Regions from separate parts of the Homo sapiens genome. Here region 1 is linked to region 2. The links are chromatin contacts, found by Hi-C or POLR2A ChIA-PET in ENCODE. All regions are on one chromosome and are shown on one strand. The core of a region is the stretch at or near the end of the contact, and the rest is flanking DNA. Distances in the headings are between cores, read along the strand shown.

The links. A loop is a pair of places that touch in the nucleus more often than their neighbours do. ChIA-PET counts read pairs that join two places held with the same protein, here RNA polymerase II (POLR2A).
Region 1: a map of endothelial cell of umbilical vein shows a loop between it and region 2 (2.6-fold over the local background). The contact joins two enhancer-like sites. A Hi-C loop is called at or near these places in 1 of 168 maps with a recorded cell type or tissue (endothelial cell of umbilical vein). POLR2A ChIA-PET finds 5 or more read pairs at or near these places in 1 of 52 experiments (AG04450).

Annotation. Positions count from the first base shown.
Region 1 is chr9:88,833,857-88,836,556 of GRCh38, reverse strand. No RefSeq gene overlaps it. Among named protein-coding and RNA genes, the nearest start is that of MIR4289, 89 kb to the right of the region's middle. Within about 2 kb of position 1,335, at least 2 of the 41 ENCODE cell types and tissues checked have a DNase peak (open chromatin) inside an H3K27ac peak, as active enhancers do.
Region 2 is chr9:88,732,582-88,735,281 of GRCh38, reverse strand. No RefSeq gene overlaps it. Among named protein-coding and RNA genes, the nearest start is that of MIR4289, 12 kb to the left of the region's middle. Within about 2 kb of position 1,406, at least 8 of the 41 ENCODE cell types and tissues checked have a DNase peak (open chromatin) inside an H3K27ac peak, as active enhancers do.

The DNA.
Region 1 (2,700 bases), core at 86-2,585, 100 kb before region 2:
TATCTTCTCTTCTGCAGTGAACTTTATGTCTCAATTATGAAGTAAACCATATTGGGAATTTGGAAATTCAAAATTTTAAAGCAAATGCAAGTCTCAGAAAAGGGCTATGCTTGTGAGGGAAGATATAAGGCTGAACAAGTGGTCACCATGAAGAGATTTGGGTGAGTTTTGCCATGAGCGCCTGTGGAACATGCAGCGGAGAGAAGAGCAGAGCCCTGTTAGGTGGCTCTCCATACCTTCCTCACATTAGTAGCCATGATGCCACTAAAGAGCCCATTACAGGGTGAAGGTTCAAACAATGTTGAATGAATAAAAGTGAAAATGAGTGGTGAAGAATATTCAGTCTTCAGAAAACTTTCCTGACTTTTGGGATTTTCCAAAGAAAATTAATTTCTTCTGGCTTTGCTTTGTCTTATGTTCTCCCATTTATTTTAGAAAGCACCATGTTTCTTCAAAAAAGTTGAGAACTCCTAACATACAAAAAGAAGTGTTAGCTCACTGCCCTAAAAAGTTGGGATGAGGCCAGAGGACACAGATAATTAGTTATCTAGGGACTGGTGGTTTGGGCTGAGAGGCCATAAAAGGAAGGAAAAAAAGCCAAGTTTGGTATTAATATAAAGAGACTATGACGAAAAGGAAGTGGGAAGCAAGCAATTTAGAGATTGAATAATTGGATTTGGGAAACAAAATTTTGCTCGATGAAAAGTAGGCAAATTGCTCAAGTCTCTTTGTACGTTAATGCAGCTCAAGAATGGTTGACATGGGTGTCACATTAGTTTCTGAAATGAAATATAAAATAAAAATTGAAGCCAAACTACAAGTATATTAAAATAAACTTTTAAGACATTTTTATCAGAGTGATATATGGTTAAAGTATCATTATATAAATAAAAAATATTGTCATATAAAAATCCTGCTTAAACAAATATATCATGTTTCCCAGTAATAACCACACTTCAACATTTTTAGCTATTTCTTAGGGTAGTTACATTTACAACTCTAAGTAGTATGCTTACATTTTTGGTTCATTCAATATTTAGATATTATTTAACTTCTGATAATTGAGAAGCTAGCTCTCTCAAACTACATTTCATCTCCCTTTATCTATCTTGAAGTATAGTCATAACACTACTTTAAGTTAGACAGAGGGCACTTACATTACCCTGCTCTTATGCGACTGTGGTTTACCACAATTTCCTCTTCTTTTGAGTCTGGTTTTCTAGAGGTTTTTTTTTTGTTAATTTGACTTCTTATCAAGCAATGTCTTCCTCTTTAATAGTCTTTATTTTACCTCCAAACTTCATTGTTTCAGGTCCTTCCTGGAATCCTTCCTGGTCTTGGCTGGCTGTTCTCCAGGACTGCTCAACAGCTTCTAAAAGCTCACACATTGCTCTATTTGGTGGATTTGATCTAGTATTTCATTTTAGATAAGTGCAACCTTAAGTAACTTCTGAGGAAAGACTGAATAAGAAGTAAACATTTTGAGTTCTTGCATGCCTGAAATGTCTTCACTCTGTAATCATACTTATTTAATATCTGCTGTGGATATTAGAATTCTACACTCCAAATTATTCTTCCACAGAATTTTGAAGGCATTGCTTTATTGCCTTCCTCATGCAGGCTAATGACATTCTTAGTTATGTTCTGTTAAAGGTGATCTGTTTTTCTCTTGGAGTTTTCAAATTTTTTTTTTTTTTTGAGACGGAGTCTTGCTGTGTGGCCCAGGCTGGAGTGCAGTGGCACGATCTCGGCTCACTGCAATCTCCGCTTCCCAGGTTCATGCCATTCTCCTGCCTCAGCCTCCCAAGTAGCTGGGACTACAGGTGCCCGCCACCACGCCTGGCTAATTTTTTTGTATTTTTAGTAGAGATGGGGTTTCACCGTGTTAGCCAGGATGGTCTGGATCTCCTCATGATCCGCCCGCCTCGGCCTCTCCAAGTGCTGGGATTACAGGCGTGAGCCACCGCACCTGGCCTTAGTTTTTATTTTGCAGTTGTGTCCTGAAATTCCATAATTATGTACCTTGGACTGTTTTTGTTTTTTTAAATTTAATTGTGGTAGACTTTTCAAGGATATGTTCAATCTTGAGATGCATGTACTTCCATTTAGAGAAATTTTTTTGGTAATTTCTTCCCCTTAATCTTTTCCTTTTCACTTCATCTAGAATTTCTGTTTTTTAATGGTTTGACCACCAGATTTATCTTCTAGGTCTTTTGTCTTCTTTATTTGCTGTCTTTTTTCTCTCTTCTAGGAGAATTCCTTCACCTGTAGCTATAAACTGAATATTTGTGCCTGTCCTCAAATTCTGAAATATGTTGAAGCCTGTTATGGCTTGAATGTATCCCTCAAAAGGTATGCATTGGAAACTTAATCCCCAACACAACAATATTAAGTGGTAAGATCTTTAAGAGGTGATCAGACCACAGTTGCTGCCCTTCAGCCAAGACCTGCCTGGAGGGAGATGACATAAGCACATATTATTCCAGCCTTCCTTATTTTTTTTTCTGTGACTCTCTGAACAAAAGCTAGTCTCTCATTTTTTCTAGAATGCAGGGCAAGTAAAATCATTCATTCAGGCAATACGTTGATTAAATATCAACCCTATGTTGGGCATTGTGCTTGGACTGAGAACATCCATCTGGTCTGGAAGGCAGACTATAAAATCATCATTGTGCAACAGAGTAAGAGCCAGACTGGAGT
Region 2 (2,700 bases), core at 157-2,656:
TAAGATTCATATATTCAAGAAATTAGAAGACAAATGTGAATTCAGCAGAAAACTCAAATCAATAAACCAAATGAAAATTCTAGAACTGAAAAATGCGATAACTGAAATTAAGAGCTGAATAGATAGATTTAACAGCAGATTAGTCACAGTCAAATAAAAGATTAGGAAACTGAAAGATTGGCCAATAGAAAAATCCAGAATAAAGAATAGAGAATTTAAAAGGGTATAAAATACCAAAAAAGTATATAAGAAACAAATGTGACATGATGAAGTAGTTTAATATATATACAATTGAAGTGCTACAAGGGAAGGAGAAAGAGATTATGGTGGAAACAATATTTGAAGATTTCTCAAATATCATGAAACCCATAGAAGCAAGAGGTTCAGTGAACCACAAGCAGGGTAAATACAAAGAAAACCATACCTAGAGAACATCATGGTAAAATGCTGGAAATCAACAACAGTGATAAAAACCTTTAGAGCATCCAGAAAAAATTTAAAGGGCATATTAACTTCAAAGGGGCAACAGTAAGACATATACACAGCTGATTTCCCAGCAGAAACAGTAAAAACAGAAGATAATGGCATGACATCTTCACAGTCCTGAAAGGAAATGTCTGTACAGAATAAGCAAGCAGGAGAAGAGAGATCTGAGGCTGTTTACTTCTACAAAAGAAAAATAAACCCCTGGTTGTCTATCAATTACTTATACTGCTTTAATGGGAGTTTTTATTTTTCTGTTTTCACCTTTTTGGATCTTTACTGCCTATTAATTTTTTGTTCTGCTTACGTAACTGAGATAAAGCATTACATGTATTCTAATTCCAAGGAAATAAGTTAATATGTTTTCCTAATGAAGTCTTCAATCTCATTTTTTAAAACTATATTTTATTAGTGGAACTTTCCTCCCATCAAACGCTTACAAATGAATGAGGTCATTGCCTACATTAACTACACATTCCAGTGACTAATTAGAGTGGTATATAGTTTCTTTCCTCCTGCCACACTAAAGTATTTCATTTGCATGGCTAGTGAAATCATTAAGAGTCCCAGAATTTTAATTAAGGCTGTCTGAGTAGGAATCCTGCCTCCACCGCCTACTCACTGTGTGATCTCAGGCAACTTCATGTCTCCAAACCTTGTCCTTTCACAGAGGACAATCATAGCCATTCCTAGGAATTTGTGAGACATATATGAGATTATGCATGTAAAATTCTTGGCACAGTGGAGATTCTGTTTTCTCCAAAAGACATAGGACCCACATGTTTCCAATAAAACTTGGCAATACTAGCAGAAAAAGCAAGTTCTTTTGGCAAACATACACCATCAGTAACGAGCTGACGACACCCATGACAAGGCATGCCCACTGTTACAAGGCCTGCTCCCCTGGGACAGCCGCGCTTTGAACAGGGTCGATGTGTCCCAGACAGCAACAGATGGTTTGTAAAATTGGGAAAGGAAGGGAAGAAAGGTTGTTAAAGCAACCCCACTTTGTGAAATGTCTTCACCCTCAGGGAACACTGAGTAATCCCGGGCACCCCCTGCTTCCTGGGATCTCTAACACCTCCCCACTTCAACCTCTGCAGAGTGAGCATGTCTGTTTGAAAACTGAGCTTCCCCCTCTTCCTGAGTAATCTGGTGCAGTCACATGAAAGTAAAGCCTAGTTCTGGCTTTGGGTTTCTGGTTCTTTCATCCCTTGCCCCATCCCTAAAGCTCCATTTCTTCCCCCACAATCACGAAAAATGAATTAAAGATGAGAGTGGGGAGCAGTGGTGGTGAATTCTTAAGCAATCCTTTCAAGAACTATTCTTGGGGAGAGGGGGTTAAAGGGTTCTCTAAAGTTCATTTTAATTTCCTTGGAATCACTACAGAATCCAGAGAAACATTATATGATTTTTAAAATAATCTTTTTCAGAAACTGATAGGCAACACATACAAGGATTAGATTCAACTTTGTGATTCTAATTTCTCTAAACAGCATGTCATCTGAAATGTGATATGGAAAATCTAAGTTCTAATTTTATTCAACTAGATAATGCATACTTAGGATCTGGCTCTTTCCTTATTATCTTTTCATTGGTGAAGTATTTCCATCTTTTATGGAAGCATAATGCAGAATACAGAAAATATACATATCAAAACTGTGTATGTGTATACAAGTATACCCTTGATGATTTTCTCAATGAAAATTCCATGTAATTCATTAAAATAGTAACCTACCACATTACTGTATCTTCAGGTCCCAGGGCCTGGAAAGCTGAGGGGCATGGGTTTCATTCTGCTAACCCCCTTCCATCTCACCACTGCTTAGCCTCCACCCAAAAGCCTCTACTTTTATCTGTTTTAAGGATTGGGGTTGGGCACTAGATTTTCTTGTGGGAAAAGGAGAGGTTCTCATGTAAAAAAAAATAGTTTTAAAGTTAACAATCTCATCCTGAGATTCAGGGTTCCTTCCTGTTCATAGCTCAGGACGTGGGACGTGCTGTCCCAAGACAAAGATGCTAAGCCAAGACCAGGTGGCAGGTGGGGCTCCAGGGTGAACATAGGGTCCAACATGGGCAAGAGACCTCAATGTGGAAGCAGGGCATGTCCCAGCACCAGATCTATGGGTGAGCCCCTGGTCAAGAGTCAAAAATGGACAAGATACCAGCATTGGAGCAAAGACTTCATTTGTCTGAGTCATTTCCTTCAAGAGTGGT